3 separate regions of the Mus musculus genome follow, and regions 1 and 2 are each linked to region 3. Evidence: chromatin loops called from intact Hi-C (ENCODE). Cell type or tissue: heart. All regions are shown on one strand.

Region 1 (8,000 bases), 87 kb after region 3:
TCTTGAAAATGCCATCACGCAGCAAGAAGGGCCAGCCAAGGTAGCACACACACGCCTGGAGACCAGGACGCACCGGCCGAACGTGGAGCTGTGTCGAGATATTGCCCAGTATCGGCTGATCAAGGAGATTCAGGAGATCAACCACAATGTTGCCAGGTGGGCCGGCCTGTGCTGGGGTGTGACTTCAGCCCGCACTGTAAATTGCAGTGTGGGGGCACAGCAAAGGGTGCTGCTGGCTCTGTAGCATTGGAAGGATGCCTTCCTAGTTGTCAGGCCTGCTAACTCCAACCAAAGCAGCTGTCGTTCATGAAGCAGAGCTCAATGTCAAGACATTTTGTCATAATGTCCAAATCCAGATGTTAGGTAATATCTGCCATTTTAAGTGTTGGCTTTTCCTTTTCAGTGCTGAAAATAAAGCCTAGGGCCTTGGGTTTGCTATGCAAGAACTCTGTCGCTGAGTAAGATCTCCCAACTCTTGCTCTGAGACCAGTTCTTATTAAATAGGTTAGGGTGACCTTGAACTTTCTATGTAGCCCAGGCTGGCTCTTCAGTCATGACCCATCCTTTGAGCACTGGTATTAAAGGTGTATGCTGCTACTTCTACCAACATGTGTCATAAGCCTGGCTGTAGCCAGCAGCCAGGAAGCACTGCCTAGAGAAGCAAGGGAAATAAAAATATCAGTTTGACTGCATATCCAAGCACGTTCCCTCTCCCACTGGAACAAAGGATCCAGAGCATGTGATTATCCCTCACGCTGTTCTTCTCTCAGGTTAAAGGAAACCCTGGCCCAGGCTCAGACGCAGCTGAAGGCCCTGTACCGCAGGCAGCTGGCCCTGCAGGAGGAAATCCAGGTGAAGGAGAACACCATCTATATCGACCAGGTGCTGTGTATGGAGATGAGGAAGTCCATCCCACCTCGAGACGGCGACGACCATGGGGCCTGGGAGGGGGGCATCCGCGCAGAGGCCATCTGCTGATAGGAGCCATTCAGAGCCTTATTAAACTGCATCGTAAGACAAGAGTTAGCACAGAGCTCTCATTTCAGGTGGGTGGAACTTTGGGCAGCCTGCCGCAGCCTCTTGGCAGGACACCTCAGGCCGGCTTGGGTCTGTGACCTGGGGACAAGGTTCTGTTCTACTATGGTTGTTGGTGAGGAAGATACCTCACAATTTAATGCTAGGTGTCAGCACCAGACATAGGGATCGCAGAGGTCTTGGGGCCAGGGGATGGAGCCATTAGAGAGTCATCCTACTCTCAAGCTGGGGCTGGGTTTTCTATCCAAGGGATCCCTTCCTTTCTCATGGAATAGGATGCAATCCATTTGCCCTAGGAAGCTTAGATGCCCCCTCCCACCTCCTGGCAGTTCATCGCAAGTCCATGCAAGTGTCAGAATCAGATGAAAGAGAAGGCTGTTAGGAGAAGATAGGGCTCTCGCTTGTTTAGAGGTTTAAAGCTGAATCTAGCGGGCAGGGAGGAGGCAGCAGAATTGCTTGTGTCCGTGTCTGTGAAGTCAGAAAGGAAATGTCCCTGGCTCAAAGACCAGGAGAGGGTTCTGAAAGCAGCGGCCACGTGTGCTTGCTCTAGGATTCTACACTAAGAGCTGCTGCAGTTTCTGATCGACAGCTGGAAAAGACAGCAACCTGGGCTAGGAAGGCAGGTCTCTGCCCAGCCTGCATCTTTCAGCGCCCCCATGTGGTGGCAGGAAGTTTTATACTCCTTTAAGTTTTCCTTCCTGAAGAGAAACTCCATCGTTTCATGTTTGATTCTAGACTATTTAGTAGTCACTGCGTGTTTTTATTTTGTTGCATTTTTCACTCTAAAAAAATTAGCAGTAATAAAAAAGAAAAAATTAATTTGAGCTGTGGATTCAAATTCAAGCTATGGATTTGAATCTCTTAACAATGGTTAAGAGTAAAGGGGTCAAGGAATAGGCAAGATGGCTTAGGCACTTATGGCCAAGATTGAAGACCTGAGTTTGATTGATATCTGGGACCCACATGGTGGGAGAACTGACTCCCACTAGTGGTATTCTAACTTCTACACGTGCTCCATGGCCACTCCCCCCCCCCGCCCCACCCCAAACACACAGCTGGTGTATGTGCATGTAATAAAAAAAACAATTCTTTATAGAGACTAGGTGTTGGTGAGGATGGGGAGACAGCTCAGTGGGTAAAGTGTGGGTATAAGAACCTGAATTTGGATCCTGAACACCCATATGAAAAAAAAATCTATCCATGGCCGTGTGTGTGGTCCCAGTGCTGGAAGACGGAGGCAGGAGGATTCTGTCACTGGACAGCCGGTCTAGCCACACCAGTGAGCCCCAGATTCAGCAAGACACCCCCATCTTAAAAAAATAACAAGGTGGCGGCTGGAGAGATGGCTCAGCGGTTAAGAGCACTGACTGCTCTTCCAGAAGTCCTGAGTTCAATTCCCAGCAACCACATGGTGGCTCACAACCATCTGTAACAGGATCTGATACCCTCTTCTGGTGTGTCTGAAGACAGCTACAGTGGTGTACTTACATACATAAAATAAATAAATCTTTAAAAACAAAACAAAACAAGATGAACAGCAATAGAGGAAGAACTCTGATGTTGACCTATGACCTCTATATACCTGCATGGGTTCGCTCTCCCCCCCCCCCCCCACAGCCTAGCATTACTGTAGATGGAGTGAGATAGTCTGTGTTTAGAGCCCTGCCCTCAGCCTGTCTCAGAAGGAAGTAAATAACTACAAGCCTTTTGGAACACAACCCCCATGTTGCCACAATTCCAACTGCACAGGGATCAGTTTTTACAGTATTGTTTTCCTCCCAATTGTGTGTTGCAACCATGCTCCACATTGCTGCACCATTGCTACAACGATTACACACCTCCTGAAAGGTATGATTAAGCCATTTTCCACGTGGTCGCCATTGCTCTCCCAGAGAGAGCTCTGGCTGTCGACAGCTGCTTGGACTAAGTCGCCACGGCTGCCTCTGCTCTGTGTTAACTTTTGGAATCCTGACACCTAGTGGACAGTAGGTGGTGAGCACCAGCTCCAGCCAGAAAACCAGGAGACCTGGATTCTAGAACTGACCCTGCCAGAAATGTGTCTCTCCCTCTTAGGGTCACCAGTAGAATGAGAGGATTGAGTAGAGAGCCTAGAGGCCCTCCCATGTCTGACACTTCCTAGATCTGGGGCACTTCATGGGTGCACGAAACCATCTCAGGATACGGATCCCACTTCCAGGAGGTTAGGAGCTGGATATTTATTCTCTGCTATCAGCAAGTGACTGAACTGAAATGGAAAGACCCAATGCCGATTGGTGTTCTGTGACTCAACCACTCAGGGTCTGAACACCACCCTTCTGAATGCCTTCTCACACCCTGAGTAAGGTGTGAACTCTCTGCCTCAGGGCCCAGTGGAAAGTTTGTGGGCGCTCTGCTGCTCTGGTCCGGAAGGGCAAAACTATCTTCTTTTCCAACCGAGGGCAGACCTCAGAGCTTCTGCCGACTCAACACAGGGATGGGGCCCGACAACAACATTCTAGGAAACGGCCAGCACCGTTCTAGGAAAATCATCCCCAGGCTCTGAATTTGTTTAGTGCCAGGCTCTGCATTAGATACAGCGCAGAGCAGATCCGTGATCAGTCAGCCTGTGGAGGATCCAGAACATGTTTCACAGCTTCCTGAGCCTCAGTTTCCCCATCTGTAAAGAGGGATCATAAAACCCAGGCCAGACCAATAAAAAAAAGTCATGCAATGCAATTTGGGCAGGCATTGTGGGGAACATGATTTACATTTCTCCATATATAAATATGAAATCCAGGAGCACCACAATTCCCAGAGGGCAAACTTGTCTTTGTTCACTTTGTCACTTTCTGGCACTCGTCTGGAATGAGGACGTTTCAACCAAGAAAGTTGTCCTGGTCCATTTTACAGGGGACATCTGCAGTAGCCCGAGGCTGTCAAAATCTTGGTAGCTACCAAGTCCACCAGCTACAGTCCTCTCTACCCATTCAAACCAGATGTCTTTTCATGATAACGTAAGCCATATTCTTGATAGGTGCAGTGGGGATTCATCTTGTGAGGATAGTGAGTCCAAGGCCAGCCTGGGCTACATAGTCCAAGGCCAGCCTGGGCTACATAGTGAGGCACTATACAGAAAATAAGCAAGAACATTATTTGTAGGCAATAAAAATTTTAGATGCTATCCTTTAAGTCACGTGTCATTTAAACTTGAGCTTTGTTAAACAGGACTAAAGTTGAACTTGTCCATAATCAATACGAAAGAGAGAGAGAGAGAGAGAGAGAGAGAGAGAGAGAAAGTATTAAAGTTTCACCTTTTCATGGTTCGGTTAGCTCAGCAAGGAGTGGAACCGGGTTCCACTATGAGAGGTGACAGGTTGAGCTAAACAGAGGGGTGGAGGGCCAGGGATTTCCTGCATGGGATCAGTGACTTTAAAAGTGTCCTGATGGGGCTGGTGAGATGGCTCAGTGGGTAAGAGCACTGACTGCTCTTGGGAAAGTTCTGAGTTCAAATCCCAGCAACCACATGGTAGCTCACAACCACCCATAATGAGATCTGACGCCCTCTTCTGGTACGTCTGAAGTCAGCTACAGTGTACTTACATATAATAAATAAATAAATCTTAAAAAAAAATATGTCCCGAGAGCTTGCTGCTTCTTGCTGTCCAGTTTGGACATCATCTATGAATCCAAAACTGGCTTTTGTCATCCTCACTCTACCAGCTCCTTAACCTAGCATTCAAATTTTCCCAAAGTGTGAGAAATAATTGTCTACTCTTATTTTTTTCTGTTTGTTGTTGTTTTTTGGAGACAGTGTGTAGCCCTGGATGTCCTGGAACTCACCAAAATGGCTAACCCTTTCAGACCGACAGCCACTCGGTGCCAAGGTCTTGACTTCTAATCCAGCCATAAAGCATTTTCAAACAGGTTCATTTTACAGGCAGCACATTTACTTTGCACTACTACTGCAAATGGGCAATTAGAACTGTCTGTGTGGTAGGAAGCGATGATGAAGGTGAATATGCTGAAAACAAGGTCATAAAACTTAAAGCCAACTAAAACAGTGTAAAAAGCAGCGGTCTTATGAGCTGTGTGTCGGCTCACGCCCGTCACTTCAGCATCCACAGAAGACCCTCAAGCTGAGGACTCCCATCCAAAAGACCTGTTTGATAGCGTGTTTGGAGGTTCTAGCAGGTGAACATAGCTACCCTTAACTGAAGGCTGGCCCTCCTGCATTCAGGGAAGGTTGTGAAGAACATGGAGTTGTGAGGGAGGAGGGGGACACCTGCCTAGCCAGATAGATCAGCTTAATCAACCCTGGCAATCAGTGGAGTGACACATGTTGCAATCAGATCTCGTCCAGAAAGATCTATTTGAAATTAACACTCACCTTTCATGTTGGGGTCCAGGCGTCACTCCACAAACCACAGGAACACGGATCTCAGTCTCACCGGGATAGTCTGTCGAGCGTTTCCCCCCGGAGTGATCGATCAGGGATGCAGACTGCAACTCTGTGCCAGGATCCTATAGAGATTTTAAGCCTGAAATTCACAGACATCTGTGCCAAGTTATTCAGGATTTAGGAATAGGGCATTTCCTTAGGAATATGTCTTTGCTGGGCATTGAACTGTGACAGGGACTTGCCTTGTCTAACATTCATATCTTAATTTGCTGCCCAGGATGTCAGTACCCATGTAGATGACTCTTTCTGCCAAGTAGGACATCAGTTCCCAGGGAGATTGCGGGAGCTTGAAACTGTACTTGACACCTACTCAAAATGGAAGTCTTATTCCAAATGGCTTCTTACATTGGTGCAGGTGTCTCTCTTATGTTGGGGTCCATCCCAGGAGCAGCTTATAAAAGCAAAAATCATAAACTTCGTACACAGGTGCAGGAAGTGCTGCTGGGCGGTTGGTTCGGGTCCAAGCTTATTGTGGCTAACTGTACAAAGCAGTTCTAACTGACCTGTAATGTGACTGGTTTCCAAGGACACCAAGGCACAGAGCATAACAGAATATGCAATCAACTGGGGAATGAGAAAGTTTCTTAGTAACAGCAGAAGATGGTAGGCTAAACCGGCAGCAGTAACCCAGGTCTTGGCATTTCATGTGTCTGTGTTGTTGTTGTTTTTGCTGTTGTTTTGAGACATGGTTTCTCTGTGTGGGTCCAGGCTGTCCTGGAACTTGCTCTGTAGACTAGGCTGGTCTTGAACTCAGAGATTCACTGGTCTCTGCCTTCTGAGTGCTGGGATTAAAGGTGTGTGCCCCCACTACTCAGCTTTTAAATGGTTATTCTTAAACAGAGATTTAGAGAGGGGGGCAGAAAGCTTCATAACCCATGTTCCCCCCACCCCCATCCTCACCCCTGAGTTTCCAGACAACTGCCCTGAGGTCACTTTCCAGCTTCCAGAGGTTTTCTTCTCTGAGAACCATGCAGTGCACACAGAAGGCTGCTCAGCCACACTTGTGTGGCCAAGTCTGCCCTCTCTGGAGCTAAGCTGTTCATCAACTGCATCTTAGGAATCAGGAGTTTGAAAAGGAAGCACACAGAAGGTGGGAGCACCCAAAGGGCTCTGGAGAGAAGCGAGCCTCTCTGATCCTTTCATGCAGAGTTCACCACCAGTCCTTTCTGTAAATGCTCTTTCTTAGTTGAAGCTTCTAGAAATTTCTATCATTTTCTCCTTTAAGATGTTAACCAATACATGTTGAAGGGAACACAGTGAATGGCCCTGCTGAGATCAGACAGTATGGGGGACATTGCTGCTTATCTGAAGCATGCTCCATGGAAACAGCAGGTATCATCTTGCTCTGTTCCCCACTGTGGGACGTTTCCTCTTCCTCCACATGACCTGGCAGCCCCCAGCCTCCTCTTTTCTTCCCACCACAGTTGACTGGGCCAAGGAGAGGCTGCTACTAAATACTGGGTCAAGAAGCCCCTCTCCCGAGGAATTTGGACTTGGGAAAGAAAAGCCACCGTTCCATCTGGCTGCCCTTCTGGGTAGAGGCTCTGGAGCGTGGATGACAGCTGTTGTCTGTTATGTGAACCAGAAACAGAAAGCCAGTTAATGATGGGAGAGAAAAAGTGGCAGCCAGTGTACCAAGAAAAGTGACAAGAGCAGGCCACACCCCCACCAGTACAACTCCCTGTCCTCAGCTCCAGTCATTTTCTGAAGCCCCTGGTTCTGAGAGACCCTCAGTCCTCTCACACTGACTGCCCCCGCCCCCCCATCAGTGACTCCGAATGAATTTTCATGGCTCTGACACAAAGAGCTGTGGCAGGCTATGGTTGCCTGGCTGCCTGACAGGGGTGGTGTGTGTGTGTGTGTGGGGGGGGGGGCAGCATGCTGGGGGTAAGGCCACTCTTGAGTGTGGTGTTGATAAGTAGATGTAACTTGGTGGGAATGGAGGGGACATTCCACACAGTGGTACAACATACACAAAATCAAAGGGTTAGGAAGGGCTGAATCTGTTACCAGACTATCGAAGAGTTGGGTGTTTTGAGGTCCCTAGGAATTATTTTACAATCTCAAATATAAACCAAGTAGGGGGTATGATAGGCTTATAGGTATAGTGTTGCACATGAATGTGGCCCCTGACACTGAGACATGCTTGACGTGTAGTGCAGTATGTGATTTCCATTTTATAGGTGGGAAAACTGAGACCTGGGAGGGCACCAACATAGGATTCAAACTCAGGCTGCAGGCCCTTTACAACCATAGCGGAATTCCGTAGCAAGGAATGATGCCGTGTGGAAAAAGTGTGGCATGGTTGGTAATTGGCTCCTTGTGACTCAGATCTCAGATTTAGAGTCTGAGTTTAAAGTTTCCAGATCCAACCTGAGACTTTAATACCTTAATCCTGGGGAGTGACTTGAGGCCTTAATATCTTAATCCTGTCGAGTCTGTTTCCCAGGATGGCTTAAACTCCCTACCTTTAAATTTGCTGTAAGTTTGGAAAGGGGTGAGTGACCACAGGCCCCAGGTGAGTGAA
Region 2 (8,000 bases), 59 kb after region 3:
GCCTCTGGCCACCCCATGAAGAGTGGGTCAGAGGCTTGGATGCCCACCCAGGGATGACCTGACTGACCAGAGAATAGGTAAAACTCTGGCGGGGTGTGGGCTTCCCCCCACCTTCCCCTGGGCCCCCCTTTTTAGTTCCCAACACTTGAGTTTCTTGAAAGGATAAATGTCTAGCTCCTGTGTGACCACAGAGAAGTGCAGCCGCACCCGGCTCCCGGTTGTTCGCAGGCACTTTTTCTCTGGGTGCTCTAGAATCCTCTCTTCACTCTGAGTACTCCGAGGTTTGTGCTGATGCCTCTTGACCTTTATTTGAGTCTCCATTTAGATGTGCCAGACACAGAGTGGGCCTTTCAGTCTGTAGGTGCTTGGGTTTTTTGTTTGTTTTGTTTTGTTTTGTTTTGGGAAATGATACTTTAACAGGCCTTCAGTCCTTAGCACAACTGGAGGTATTATTCTGATCAGACCCCAGCACATAGACCCAGTAACTATCAAAATGGGAACAAGGACCGAATCTATCAAAGACCTAGATGGACTAGTTCCAGGATCGAAGGAAGTCCCTAAATCTTTACCTTTTGCCTTTCATAGTTCTTCTTCTCATTAAGTATTCTTACTAATCAAAGTGTGTCAATCAAGATGTGGGTTTTGTGTACATAAAATACAAAGGGCAGTGAGGATCCAGACTACATGATTTGGGCAAATTCTCTGTGCAAATTCACTGGCCGGCAATACAGACTTTCTATTTACCTTTAAGATTGTCTATGTGTGTTCTCTGTTGGAATTACTGCACAATAATGCTGTTTTTATTATAATTTCCTTCATTTTTACCTCTGCTCTTTACTAAAATATTTTTAGTTGTGAACTGGGTTTTTTTGGGGGGGCAATTCTTTATTTTTATCTTTCTTCAGTTGTAACAAGTTGAATATCTCTAACCTGAAAGTTTAAAACCTGGCATTAGAGCCCCCTGTGACACTGACATTGGAGCATTTCATAATTTAGAAATTCAGATTAGGGATTTTTAATCAATGTAAATATTCCAAAATAGGAAAGCCCCCACCCCGAAACACTCACCCTAAGCATTTGGAATAGTAACGTCGCCACTGTGAAATGTCACCACTGTGTTGATCAGATCTCTGTTATTGTGACAAAATACTGGAGATAATCACTTATAATGAGCAAAGGTTTATTTTGGTTCACTGTATCAAAAGTTTCAGTCTGTGGTCATTGGTCCTTGGAACTTTGGGTCTGGAGCAACACAGTGTGTTCTGACAGCAATGAGGGAGGGAGGAGTGATACAATGTATTATGATGGGGATGCATGCATGGTAAAGGTGCATGGAAGAGTGGAGGAGAGAGAGAGAGAGAGAGAGAGAGAGAGAGAGAGAGAGAGAGAGAGAGAGAGAGAGAGAGAGAGAGAGAGAGAGGAAAGAGAGAGGAGAGAAAGAGAGGAGAGAAAGGAGCCAGAGTTCTAGTATCACCTGCAAACAGCATGTCTCCAGTGTCCTATTTTCTGCCATTAAATCTCACCTCCTAAAGGTCTCATGCTTCTCAACAGTGCACAGAGTAGTCTTTGGGGAAACATTACAAACCAAACCAAAATTGCCGCCGCCTCCTCCTCCTCCTCCTCCTCCTTCTTCACTTTTTGAGATGATAATATCATTACATCATTTACCCCTTCCATTTCTTCCCTCTAACCCTTCCCAACTCAAATGCATGGCCTCCTTTTTTTTTCTACAAATGTGTATGTGTGTGTAGGTATGTGTGTATGTGTACTCTCAAATAAATAAACACAGCCATCTCAGTTCATATAATGCTACATGTATGTATATTTTCAGAGATGCTCATTGGGTCTTGGTAACTAAGTGGTGTGAGCTGGAGTGTCAGGCCCTTGGCCAGACTCATCACTTCCCTTCTTTTATTCTCTTATGGGTTCATGCTTCCTTCATGCCTTTATTTGCCACTTGTCGGGGTTCTAGAAGGATTCTAGACAGTGAGCAGCCTACCAGGCTAACTCAGGGAGAGTTGTATTCCAAAATCAGATTTGACTGTCTTGCTTGAAGAAGGATGGGCAAGATATACCTTCTCAATCAATTCTGCACATGCCTTCCATGGTAAAGTTCCCAGGAGATGGGTCAACCCATGACACTCCCAGGGACAGACACTATACCCACTACATAGAGTTGTCACGAACTAATCCAAATGAAATGCTTTGCGTAGTGCCTGGCATCTGATCGTTCTAGTGACAGTAATTATAAGGATTCTTAAAATCCTGGGATGAACATAAGAATTCTGGGAACTTGGGCAAAATTCTGTGTATCCTAGACTCAGCCCTGATGCCAGAAGCAACCTTTTGAAGGGTTGGGGTTTTGTTTTGTTTTTGTTGTCTGTTTGTTTATTTTGGAAGCCTACCAGTAGGTGAAGCTCAGGGCTCTGAGGGTTCCACAGTGAAGAAGAAAGTCCATTCTCACAGGGTGTTGGCTGCTATTACATTGTTTCACTTGCTAATTAGTTTAAGCTTCACTTGGAATGGTCCCACTCTTTGACTCGAACCTGTCTCCTTGCAATTCAGCAGTTAGTGTCCTTTCAAAATTTCCACCCTTAAATTTTTCTCTACTCATCTCATCTTTTTACAAGGTAAAAACCTCTCTAACTTGTAACAAAGTTAACTGGGCTATTCTGTTTACTAATTGCCTAGAAATATCTACTGTTCATCCAGCCAGGTTTCCCATTCCTCCTATTCCCCTCCAGACAGGGTTTCTCTGCAGCCCTGCCTGTCCTGGAACTCAGTTGGTAGACCAGGTTGGTCTCAAACTCAGAGATCTGCCTGCCTCTGTCTTCTGAGTGCTATGGTCAAAAGCATAAACCACACCTTGCTTCACCCTGCTGGTTTAAAAAAATTATTTAAAAATGTGGGGGGTGGGGCAGGGCGGGGTGGGGGCGGGGTATGTGCACAGGAATGCAGGTGCCCACGGAGACCAGAGGGGACACTGGATCCCCTAGGAGTTGGAGTTCCAGGAGACTCTTGATGTGGATGCCGGAAATCGAATTCTGATGTTTTGTAAGAATAGTATGTGCTCTTCACTGCTGAGTCATTTCTTCAGCTTCCAGCAGACCAGTTTAAATCTCAACCCCACACCAAAGATCTCTGTGTCCAGTGGGCCAACAGTCCTCTAGGCGCTCAGTTCCTCATCTGTCAAATGAAGATAACACTAATAACATCTAAACACACTGAGCTGTTCTGAGGATTGATGAGGTAACTGGTCCTGCACAGAGTTCATGAAAACTGACCACCACCGTCGTCCTCTTTCCCAATTTAGCCCCCCCTGCAAACCTCGGAGTTCCAGGCACTGCAGGAGGTGATGCTCCGTACGTGTGGGAAGCTCTTCCAACGGCTGAGGCAGAGGAAATATGATCTTGATTTTGTTTGTAGCTTCTACTACACTGCATAGCAACAGACCAACAACCAAATACAGCTGGCCTGCCTTCAGAGGCTGGCAGCTTGCTTTTTAAACAACCTGTCGGAGAGACTTAAAAACCATTCCTGAAACGTCTAGTTTTATATCACACCGAGACACCTGTTGTAGTGAGGGTGGTATTTGATGCTCGTTTTTCTCAGAGTGGCTCTCATCACAAAAATACTGATTACAAATTTCCTTCCTCCCTGCTCCTGAAAGGGGATTAGAAACTAGCCACCATAGTGCCCTCTAGTGAATTGTAGTGATTTCCTAACATTTGGAAGAGGCATCCCGTCCCCTCATCCTCTTCTGGATCATTAATTAGCACAACCAGCAGGAAAGAAGCTAGCTTGGCCCAAAAGGATGGCTTGGGACATTTTTGTTGGTGCTTACAGAAGCCCTTGAAGGGGTTGCTCTTCTCACACTTGACTGATGGAGACAAATGAGAAAGCGTGTGACTGACCAGAACTCCATGGGACTGACCAGGACTCCGTTCATTATTTGTTATTGATATTATTGGGCTCTCTGGAAGATACAATGTTGCTACATAAACAAGACTCTTTAAATGACCTCATTTTCAGCCGCTTGAACTGTGAGGTTTTAGAGAAGTAGCTCTTCCATCTGTTGGGTCCATGGACTCCGTCACTCTAGTTTCCTGCAGGCTCACAACGTTCCCAATAGTTTAGGAGTGAAGAGAGCAGCCTCTCTAAGAGTTACTGTTAGCACCAGCAAAAATGTCCCCCAAACATCCCTTTGGGCAAGTGCAGCCTTTTCGAGATGGATAAAGTTCCAGAAGACAGCCAGGACCCACCCTCGCCTCTCTACGCCATCACGGCAGGTTATTTTGAGCCACAAGCTGTGGAGGAGCTTTAGTTCAGGAAACTTCTATGTCTCTCTTCTCTCCCGGATAACAGGAGGATTTCTCCTGACCAGCCAGCCAGAACTCTTCCTGCTGGTGCAGGGAAGTCATCCTGAGATGTGTCTGCAGAAACAGAGCCAAATGACAGAGCTCTTGCTTTTCCCAGTATGTTTCCCAGAACGTCTGAGGTCCCTATCCCTTCCCTTAGGGCTAGTCACTTTGTAACAGTGCCTTCTGTGAAAAAGATATGTAAGCTGCCCCTGCCCTCAGTCTAAGTGCTATTTGCTAAAGTGTGTGTGTGTGTGTGTGTGTGTGTGTGTGTGTGTGTGTGTGTGTGTGTGTGTCTGTCTGTCTGTCTGTCTGTCTGTCTCTGTCAGAGAAAGAGAGAGAGAGAAAGAGAAAGAGAGGGAGACACAGAGAGAGTCAAGGTCTTGATTCACTGATTTATTTTTTAAGACAAGTGTCACTATGTAGCTTAGACTGGATGGGACCTTGCTCTGTCGTCCAGGCAGGAACTTGAACTCAGGATTCTCCTGCTTGAGCCTCTTAAGTGCTAAGATTCATGTCTGGCTTTGACTTTGTGTGGGTGAAGCTTCCAGGCATGCTAATATTACATTAACATTAATACCAACAAACTATACGGTTCTCCTTTTACTAATATAATTTCCAGGTTCCCCAGTCACTGAGGGAAGGAGATGAACTTCCCTCATCCCGTGGTGAATATGATCCCATGTGTGGAGCTGACTATGAGAGGGACAGTGGTCTCCACTCTCCATGGAAACTCCTCTCCGTGGGTTCTGCTTTTTGGCTGTTTGATCTTCATCAGCCTCAGCTGCTGTGCCCCATGAATGGCAAAAGACAAACTAACCACACAACAGCCCCATGCATCGTTACCCTGCCTCCTCTTGACTTTCAGGCAGCTTTATGTGCCTCTGAGATGTTAATCCCCGAGGCTGAAATCCAAGCTGGTTTCCCCTCAGAGCTGCCAGGGCCAGCAATGGTGATGAGCAACCAGGCACTGCGATTCTTCTAGAACACAAGGGATCTATTCACCGGGCACTCAGGCACAGCACAAAACACCATTCTTGAATCTCATCAGCAAAGGAAATGGGTCTAAGCGCAAAGACAACCTTAGAATCATGTTCTGCTCCCTGCTGCAAAGGGAAACCCAAGGGAAGGGAGGCCACAGGAAGGAGAGAGCGAGTACCCGTTCTGGAGCTGGACTGGGCAGGTGTGCAGTGGAGTCTGGGACAAGCAGCCTGTGGCTGGGATGCAGATCTCCCGCCTCCTTTCGGAGAGATGTTGCCAAGGTTCAGCAGCAGGCCCTTCAAGGCTGTCAGGAGACAGGAGACAGTGCCAAAAAGCACAAGAAGACTCATATTTGTATTTTCCATGGTCTGGACCACAGATTGCCTGTCCCACGTGAGTGCCAGGAGACAAGTATTTACTAAGAGCATGTGTTCAACATCCTGAGCAGTACTTTAAAATAGAACATCACAAACAGTCCTGATTCACCCAGCTAGAGCATCTATAATTACAGTTTAAGGTGACTGGCAATAATTAGCATATAACCTTTACTAATAAGTTTTGATTTTACAATACCTTTCACAACTCTAGAGACCACGCTGCGGCTGAACCTTTGGAGGAAAAGCTGGTTCACAGCAGGATTCACTACCATCTCGATCTGCTGGACACCTGGTCTTTGGGTCTGGTCAATGTGCCAGAGAGAATGTCTTCATAAAGAATGAGGATAATTCAATGTCCAGCACACTTTTGAGTGTGGATTTTTTTTAAGGATTGTTAGACACAAACTTTATGGGAAAAAAATTCTTCAAGGGGGGTAAAAGCTCTCACATTTTTTCCCCAGAAAGATTCAATTATCTGCATTATAAAATACAGCCCAGAGCTGGGTGTGGTAGCACATACCTGAAACCCTACCTCTACTTGAGAGGTAGAGGCAGGTGCATCTCCCTGAGTTCAAGACCACTCTGATATACACCGAAAGCTCCAGGCCAGTCAAGAAAGCATCATGAGACTTTATCTCAAAAAACAACAAAACAAAAAGACGGGCTGGGGAGATGGCTCAATGCTTAAGAGCACTTACTGCTCTTGCAGGGGTCTTGGGTTCCATTCCCAGGACTCACATTAAGCAGTTCATAATTGCTTGTAACTCCAGTTCTACAGGGTCTCTGATGCTCTCTTTTGGCCTCCAAGGGTACCTTCACAATCATGGTGCATGTAAGGTTATGCAGGCACACACACACACATTACACATTAAAAAGTCTTTAGCTGGGAGGTGGTGGTACATGCCTTCAATACTAGCACTCAGAAGGCAGAGACAGACAGATCTCTGAGTTCAAGGCCAGCCTGCTGGTTTACATTTCCAGTTACAGGATAGCTAGGGCTACACAGAGAAACCTTGTCTCAAAAAAAAAAAAAAAAAGCCTTTAAAAATCTCCAAATATAGTTGCTTAATTCTGTGTGTGTGTGTGTGTGTGCGCGCGCGCACATATGTGTTAAAATTGGCTCATTCATTTTAAAACAATACAAGTTGTCTATTTTATGCCAGGTCATATGTCTTGTCAGTATTGGCCTAATTACCATCTCCAAGGCAATGTTCAGTGAGTATAATGATGTATTAATTTATTTACATTAATAAATTAATTCCATTGATTTATTAATCAATATATTTAATCTAATAATTAGATTTATAGGATTATATAAAATAATAGTATATTGACTGTATGTGATATAGTTCCCTATGACTAATCAAAGGTAGATTCATTTCAGAAGAAATCTCCCCCCAACCCCCAAGACAGAGTTTCACTGTAGCCCTGGCTATCCTAGAACTTGCTCTGTAGACTAGGCTAGCCTCAAACTCAGAGATCTGCTTGCCTCTGCCTCCCAAGTGCAGGGATTAACGGTGTGCACCACCACCACTACCATAGGCCTTAGAAGGAGTTCTTGCCTTTCTTTTCTTTCGTCCTCTATAGAACTAGAAAGGAAAGTTCTTTGCCTTGGGCTGGAGCGTTGGCTGGGTGATTAAGAGCTCCAGGTTCAGTGAGAGATCCCGTCTCAAAAAATAAGTCGAGGTTCTCAACAGCACCGTGGGAAGCCAGCCAGAGGCAAAGGAACTTGCCCTTCAACCAGGCACGGCTGTGGCAGCGATCCCCTCATAAGAATTATGTTTATTTCCTATCATTTATCTTTTGCTCTTGCATGCGTGTGTCATGCTGGTTTTGCTCTTGTTTGTGTATGGCTCATCTAGATGGCAGGACTGTCGCTTATGTTTCTTTACACAGCTTACTGAAACACAGTTTCTCTCTACTCAGAGGCTGTGAGCCACTGCGTGGGTGCTGGGAATCGAACTCGGATCTTCTCTTAACTGCTGAGCCATCTTTCCAGGTCCGTTACCCCTTTCTTATTACTGGGTCTTTTCTTTCTCTCATCCATACACCCTCATAGTTTTACTTCTCAATTACAGATGTCCATAGGTTTAATAATCTCGAAACTCTGTGGGCCATAACGGCATTCCAACTTGCCCTCCCGGCTACATTATCACTTCAATTATTTGCTTTTAAAATTTGGTTAGATCCTTCACACTTCTTCCCCACTCTTCTTCCTCTCACTCCTAATCTTATTAGTTAAATTTAGATGAGCATAAACCATCGTATCCTTGTTTGTTTATCC
Region 3 (8,000 bases):
GCACATCTATGTATGCTTTTCTGCATGTACTTTGTGTTTTATGAAAACCTCGTTTTCTACACTAACATTGGCCATATCTCATAGAAGTTGAGACTAGAATAGAATAGCTGGTCAGTAGGTGATGTGTTTATAGCTAAAACGGGTCTAAAAGCTCAAGTGTGCGACCGCACAGCAGGATAACTGTAGGTAACAACCATGTATTATACCACTAATTATGTATGTATGAACCGGTTTTTTTTTTTTTTAGACAGTCTTTTTTATGTAGCCCAGCCTGTTCTCTAGCTTGAGATCCTCCTGCCTCAACTTCAGTGCTAGGATTACAGATGTGCACGACTTCATTTCAAAACTAGAAGGATTTGAATGTTTTTGTTTTGTTTTGTTTTTGTTTGGGGTTTTTTTGGGGGGGGGGGTTCGAGACAGGGTTTCTCTGTATAGCCCTGGCTGTCCTGGAACTCACTTTGTAGACCAGGCTGGCCTCGAACTCAAAAATCCGCCTGCCTCTGTCTCCCAAGTGCTGGGATTAAAGGCATGTGCCACCATGCCCGGCTGGATTTGAATGTTTTCATGACAAAGAATGTTTGTGGAGAAAAAGATTTTTACCCTCATTTAAACATTGTATAATGCATACATGTATCTAAAACATTACATAATATCACATTTATATAGTCTGTATTATCTTATCTCTAAAACTAATTATTTTTGTTTTTTAGAAAGGGAAGCTCTGGGTGTCCTGGAACTTGCTCTGTAGACCAGGCTGGCCTCAAACTCAGAGACTTCCAGACCACCTCTGCTTCCCAAGTGCTAGGACTGAAGGTAAAACACCAAGCCTGGCAATAATAAAGAATTTTTTTCCAATACAGAGTTTCTCGGTGTAATTTTGGCTATCCTGTAACTCACTCTGTAGACCAGGCTGATGGGTTCACAGAGATCCGACTGCATCTGCTTCCAGAGTGCTGGGGTTAAAGGCTTGCAACTCCACGCCTGGCCAAGCATATGTTAATTTTGTAAAAAGTAGTAGGTACAGGGGCTGGAGCGATGGCTTAGCCGTTAAGAGCACTTGATGCTCTTGATAATATGGGTTCAGTTTCCAGCACCTAAAAGGTGACTCACAACTGTCAGAACTTCATTTCCAGGGAATCAGATGCCTTCCTCTGGCCTCATTGGGCACAGGTACGCACTGCACATGGTACACATACATACATGCAGGCAAAACACTGATATACATTAAATTTTTCTTTTAAAAGAGATGCTGGGTACAGTCCCACATGCTTGCAATTGGAGCACTCAGAGCTCCTGGCAAGAGAGTTACAGGATCAAAGCTGCTTAGTGAGACACTTTTAAGAAACAAAACAAGGGGGTCAGCAGTTAGGAGCAGCCCCAAAACATACACTGCTCTTGCAGAGAACCTGAGTTCAGTTCCCAGCACCCATATTAGGCATCTCATTATTTCCTGTAAGTCCAGTTTTAGGGACCAACACCCTCTTCTCTTCTCTTCTCTTCTCTTCTCTTCTCTTCTCTTCTCTTCTCTTCTCTTCTCTTCTCTTCTCTTCTCTTCTCTTCTCCTCTCCTCTCCTCTCCTCTCCTCTCCTCTCCTCTCCTCTCCTCTCCTCTCCTCTCCTCTCCTCTCCTCTCCTCTCCTATGCATCCACCCTCTTGAACCCATATGCATGTACCCAAATACACAGATACACATCATTAAAAAGCAAAAGAAAAAAGAAAGCTGGGCATGGTGGCCCATGCCTTTAATTCTAGTACTAAGGAGGCACAGGCAGGTGGATTTCTGAGTTCAAGGTTGACCTGATCTACAGAGTTAAGTTCCAAGATGGCCAAGGCTACACAGAGCAACACTCTCTCAAAAATAAAAACAACAGAAAACAAACAAACAAATGATCAATAGCAAGAAAGACAGAAAGAGAGCTGGGCCGTGGTGGCACACGCCTTTAATTCCAGCACTGGGGAGGCAGAGGCAGGCGGATTTCTGAGTTCGAGGCCAGCCTGGTCTACAAAGTGAGTTCCAGGACAGCCAGGGCTATACAGAGGAACCCTGTCTCGAAAAAAAACAACAACAATAAAAGACAGAAAGAAAGAGAAAGAAAAAGAAAGAAAAGAAGGAAGGAAGGAAGGAAGGAAGAGAAAGAAAGAAAGAAAGAAAGAAAGAAAGAAAGAAAGAAAGAAAGAAAGAAAGAAAGAAAGAAAGAAGTTTGGGAAGTCAAGCATAGAAATATAATCCCTGTACTGAGGTGGTGGAGGCAAAAGGATTAGGAGTTCAAGGTCAGACTGTGCTGTCTGAAACATTGTCTCAAACAAAGCAAAATAAAACAAAAACGACAAGACAAAAGCAATCCCAGACAAGGCCCAGCGTTCCATCCTGAGCACTGCACAATGAAAACAAAACAGAGGGCTGGTGAGATGGCTCAGTGGGTAAGAGCACCCTACTGTTCTCCCGAAGGTCCGGAGTTCAAATCCCAGCAACCACATGGTGGCTTACAACCATCTGTAACAAGATCTGACTCCCTCTTCTGGACAGCTACAGTGTACTTACATATAATAAATAAATAAATCTTTTAAAAAAACAAAAAACAAAACAGAGACCCCCTTTCCCTGTTTAGGACAAGCCTGTCATTCCAACACTCCGGAGATTGAAATAGGGAGGCTGTGGGTTCATCAACAATCTAGGCTACATAGTAAGATCTTGCCTCAAAACTCTCTAAATAGCCAACTGTGGTGGTGCATGCCTTTGATCCCAGCACCAGGAGACAGAGGTAGACGGGTCCCTGTGACTTCTAGGCCAGCCTGGTCTACAGAGTGAGTTTCAGGACAGCCAGGGATAACACAGAGAAACTCTGTCGAGGGCAGTGGAGGGTTGGGGGTTGGACTAGGGCTCGGGGTGGAGTAAGTTCCGATATGCCATTGGGCACTAGCCTTTTCTTTTCTTTCTAACTTATTTATTTATTATTGTGCACACATGTACATGGAATGTATTTGTGGGAGATGCACATCACAGCATGTGGGGAAGTCAGAGACAATTTTGATCAGATCTGTTCTTTCACATTTACTCGGGGTCTGGGGATCATACTTAGGTATACACTGAGCCTTCTTATCTAAGTATTTATTTATTTAAGTTTTTTTTACTATTTTTGTTTTATGTGTATGTGCGTATGTCTCTCTGTGTGTTTTCACATATAAGTGCAGGAGCTTGAGGAGGAGTTAGGTTGTCCTGCACTTGGAGTTATAGGTGACTGAACTCGGGTCTTCTTTAAAAGGAGTATGGGTTTTTGAGCCATCTGTCAAGTCCTTTATTGAGGAAGGATCTCACTGTGTTAGCGTAGGCTGGCCTAGAACCTGTGATCCTCTTGCCTCAGCTTTCTAAGTGCTGAGTTCACAGCCTGTGCACTACCATGCCTAGCTTAAATCTTCTTACTTTTAGATCTGGAATATGGAAGTAAATGTTTGTTAGGTTTTGGCTGCTTCCTCTATGGTCTCCTCCCTGACACCAACAAGACCTTTCTACAGTGGGTTATTATTTCTCTTTTATCTTGGTGAGGGAAGAAATGTCTAGAAATTGGGAAGTGCAATCATATGAAAATTGGCCACAAGATGGCAGTGGCACACAGTGAGGCTTGGTTTGGGTGGAGCTTGGACCTGCCTGTCAAGAGGAAGTGCCTTCTACAGGCAACCTAGACAAAGTACTGCAGGGCCACCATCCAGAAAGGGAAAAGAGAGGGACCAGAAGGGGGATTTACACGTCTGGGTGAAGAGGACAAAGAACTGAAGGGCAACAGCGCCCTGGCCTCTCTAGAACTGTTGTGTGGTTAGACAGTACATTTTGTGCTGTGTATATTTACCACAAGAAACATCGAGAGGTGGGGAAGGACGCGCGCGCACACACACACACACACACACACACACACACAAATAACAATAATTTGAAAACAAGCCAATAAATTTCCCTAATTCACTCAAACTCGAGATTACTTAGAGTTAAAAAAAATTATTTCTACAAAAAAAATTATTTCTTGCAACTCCTTGTTCTGTTTGAGTAGGCAGCAGGTAATGGAAAAGGTGTGTGTAGGGGGTGGGGAGACAGAGAGAGAGAGAGAGAGAGAGAGAGAGAGAGAGAGAGAGAGAGAGAGAGAGAGAGAGAGAGAGGCAGAGACAGAGACAGAGACAGAGACAGAGACAGAGAAAGATGGAATTTATGTATCTGTTCTTGGGTTCTTTTCACTCCCTGCTTGGTGGCTTTTGTTTCCCCCAGAGCTGAAGCTGGCTGGAGGGGGAAGGAACAACGAAGCCCAAGCCACCACCACCCCCCACCCACCCCCCCATGAGTTGCACAGAGGTCTCCGGCTTTGTAAGTCACGTGGGTTTGGTACACAGCCGCCTCTAGGTGTTAAGTGGCTGCTGTGAGGGCCTACTTTGCCTCCAGGTGGCGCTCTTGGGAAACCTTTATTAGGGTTCTATTCTTGTCCTTCAGTCTGGCTCTCTTTTGTTTTATAGGATACAGTCATATTTCCACTCCCTGACAGATTTTAGAGGTGCTAGTTTTCAATCAGGCAACGTTCTTCACTTTATTATCAAAACTGTTACTAGTTAACAAGTCGTTTACCCATTGGAGTTTTTGTTTGTTTTTTTGTCTTTCAGGTAGTCTCACTATGTAGTCCTTGGAATTCATTCTGTAGACCAGGTTGATCCTCAAACTCACAGAGATCTGCTTGCCTCTGCCCCTGTCCCAGTGCTGGAGTTAAAGGTGTGTGCCACGACCTGTTTTTTTTTTTAATCAAATTTATTGAAGTCTACTTTGCATAATGTAAAATTCAGTGTTCATCTGTGCAACCATCAATCAACTCTACAGCCATTTTCAACATCCACAAAGTCACTCATACTCCTTTGCTTGCTTTTTATTAATATTTTCAACCTTTGGAAACTGCTGATATTATTTCTATCTCTAAACGTTTATAGGAATCATGTTTTGAGGGCTTAAATATTATAAAAGTCATATATCATACAGTGTGTACTTGTGTATATCTGGTTTCTTCCAATAGTATAGTCTTTAAGAAATTGAGATACATTTTTAAAAGAGTTACAATTAAATATATATGTATATATATATATATATATATATTTAAATAAATAAACAAAAGATCTAAGTGAATGGAGAGACATACCATGTTCATGGACCTGGAAACTCAATATTGTCAGTAGAGAACCATCATCTTGATAAATGGTCATCTTGTAGACTGTCATTCTTAAAAGATAATTCTAAAATCCAGTCCCAGATGTTTTTGAAAAAGAAATATGTGAGAAGACCAAAGCTATCCACTTTTTAAGACTTTTTACAAAGTTTCAGTAATCAATATGCTGTGTTTGCTGTATATTATAGACAGATAATGGTGGGGTAACAGTACAGAGCTAGGCTTGTTCATGGGGCTTTTGTTTGCTTTCAATGAAACAGTGTCTTGGTGGTAGCTCTGGTTGACTTGAAACCTGTTTTTAAAAATGTGTTTTGTTTAATTTTATTTATGTGTATGTCTGTATATATGTGTATGCACGTGTATGTAGGTACCCACAGCGGACAGAAGAGGGCATTGATCTGCTGAACCTGGAGTTAAAGGTGTTTGTGAGCTGTTTGTGGGTTCTGGGGTCTGAACTCAGGCCCTCTACAAGTTCTCTTAACTGCTGAGTCATCTCTTTAGAGTAATAATTATATTTTTTCCAAGTAATGAGTAAATTTCTTTGTGTGGTTTGGTTCCTTCCTTTCCTTTCCTTCCATTTTGAGACAGAGTCTTCTTTTCTTCTCTTTATTTTTTTATTTATTTAATGTATATGAATACACTATCAGCTGTCTTCAGACACACCAGAAGAGGGCATCAGATCCCATTAGAGATGGCTGTGAGCCACCATGTGGTTGCTGGGAATTGAACTCAGGACCTCTACTAGAAGGGTTTTAGAGCAATGTGTCAGTGCTCTTAACTGCTGAGCCATCTCTCCAGTCTTCCTCTCCCCCTTTTTAAAAAAATAATTTTGTCTTTGGGTTGTTGTTGTTGTTGTTTATTGGGGGTTTTGTTTGTTTTTAAATTTTTAAATTTATTTTATGTATGAGTGCTCTATCTGCATGTACACCTTCAGGCCAGAAGAGGGCATCAGATCCCATTATAGATGAGCCATCATATGATTACTGAAAATTGAACTCAGGGCTTCTGGAATTGCAGACAGTGCTCTTAATCACTGAGCCATCTCTCCAGGGTCTTCTTCATCCCAGGATGGTATCAAATTCACAGTGTAGCTGGACATGACCTTGAATTTCTAATCCTTTTCCTTCTGTTTCCTGGGTTTACAGACACGTGCCCCTATACTCAGTTGATGAAGTGGAGATTAAATGAATGCATGGCTTTAAAGTTTACTTAGTGTGTATGTGTGTTTTTGCCTGCAGGCATATCTGAGCACCATGTATGTACCTAACGCCTAAGAGAGGCCAGAAGTAGGCATCAGATCGCCTGGAACTGGAGGCACAGATGGTCATGAGCCAGCAAGTAGACGGATGCTGGGAATTGAATCTGTGCCTTCTGTGAGAGCAACCAGGACTCTTAACTGTTCTCTATCTCTCCAGCCCATAATGCAGGGTTTTGTGCAGACTAGGGGAGTATTCTACCAGCTGAGCTATATCCTCAGCCTACCTGGTGATTTTTAAATGGGTACTAGATGCTGTAAATTTTATGTTGCTGAGTGCTGTATTTTGATATACTCCTTTGTAGAGTGTTGGGTTTCATTCTGGCATGTTGTAAAACACTTGTGAATGCTCTTGATCCATTCAGACTTCCTTTGAAGCCTTATTATGGTAGGAAGACTTTATTTTGAGATTAATTAATTCTGCTACTAATGTGTGATCTTTCTGAGGACTCAATGCAGTGATTGATGGGTGACAAGAGCTTTTCATTAGACTATTTCTAGTCTTGTGTGAATTCCAGACATTTTTTGGCCTACTACTTTGTGACAACCCTTTTCCTGGCCTTGGGTATTTTGTTCTCACACAGGAGAGCATCAGTTCTTGGTTAACCCTCCAGCGTACTCTTGTGTAGACATCTGGAGGGTTTGTTTTTTTTTTTAACGATGCTTGTATTTTCTCAGTACGAAGGTTTTACAAATTGCTTTCCATTTAGAACTCCAGTCTTTTCCTCCGCAGCTCAGTGAGACTCCATGCTCTGTTTGGTATCTTCCTCATTGTATTGTGACCAAACATTCCTTGAAGCTCTGAGGCTAGGAGCTAGGATCTCACACAAATAATTTCTCTCTTCTCAGGGATCTGGGCGACCTGTTATTTAATGTCTAAAATCATGGCTTGTATATTTTCTCCATATTTCTTTCCTTTTCTGTTTCTCTTCATTGTTAGCCATTTTTCTAGATTTCTAATTTCTTTCAGGTGGACGATTTCTAAGGCAATCAATACCAGACATGGAAGTCACTTATTAGGTTTTTGAGACAGAAACTGGAGCCCAGCACAATGAGTTCTGTAAGCATCAAATAATAATTCTCTCCTGCCTGTTACGCCCCTGGTCACCTCTGTTCTATGTTTCTTCTTGTGCAGAAGAAAGTTTAATGCATGATGTCATTGTCTTGTGAAGGTGTATGAAGGAAGGAAAGAGGGCTGCTCCAGGGGGGGAGGGAAAGCTGAGAAGTCCTGCTGAGAGCATGGGTAGGACTAGGAAGAACTGCCAATAAAGACTCAGGAGCCAGAAGCTGGGGTCAAAGCCTGCTAATTCAGAGAGGCAGAGAGAGCACCCAGCTCATCTTCCTCCTCAGTCAACAGGAAGCTCTCCTCTCCATGGTGTCTCAAAACCCCTCAAACTGAATGTCCCTCCCATCTGCTTCCTGTGCCTCTCTCTATCCATCCTCCTGACTTCTTTTTATTCTCTATGGTTTTTTTTTTCCCTATGTTCTCTCACTGTCAACTTGGCCTCTTGACCTAAGGTTAACATTACTTAATCTTGTTTACAATAAACAGA

Evidence for each region. Peaks named below come from ENCODE experiments on the same cell type or tissue, not always from the same donor. Only the 100,000 strongest peaks of a DNase experiment are listed, where the experiment ranks them.
Region 1: a loop joins it to region 3, with 7 times the contacts of the local background. A loop is called at or near these places in 38 of 42 quality-filtered maps.
Region 2: a loop joins it to region 3, with 6 times the contacts of the local background. A loop is called at or near these places in 10 of 42 quality-filtered maps.

What each region holds. Positions count from the first base shown.
Region 1 is chr11:72,337,742-72,345,741 of GRCm38, reverse strand. Tekt1 (tektin 1) reads left to right here. Exons shown (of 8, transcript NM_011569.3): 7 at 1-156; 8 at 771-1,025. The coding sequence ends at 978. Gm51867 (a long non-coding RNA gene) reads right to left here and starts at 6,072. Exons shown (of 3, transcript XR_003949578.1): 1 at 5,819-6,072; 2 at 5,402-5,535; 3 at 152-652. In heart, CTCF peaks have their summits at 1,695 (motif pointing left) and 3,017 (motif pointing left); a DNase peak (open chromatin) is centred at 3,001; H3K27me3 peaks cover 1,408 bases.
Region 2 is chr11:72,365,774-72,373,773 of GRCm38, reverse strand. Gm34317 (a long non-coding RNA gene) reads right to left here. Exons shown (of 7, transcript XR_003949575.1): 5 at 5,518-5,643; 6 at 3,328-3,437; 7 at 2,919-3,186. Among named protein-coding and RNA genes, the nearest start is that of Gm34317, 7.9 kb to the right of the region's middle. In heart, a CTCF peak has its summit at 3,698 (motif pointing left); no DNase peak of the experiment used is centred here.
Region 3 is chr11:72,425,220-72,433,219 of GRCm38, reverse strand. No RefSeq gene overlaps it. Among named protein-coding and RNA genes, the nearest start is that of Ggt6, 6.3 kb to the left of the region's middle. In heart, CTCF peaks have their summits at 3,589 (motif pointing right), 4,440 (motif pointing right), 5,930 and 6,129 (motif pointing right); DNase peaks (open chromatin) are centred at 3,659 and 4,409; H3K4me3 peaks cover 783 bases; H3K27ac peaks cover 686 bases.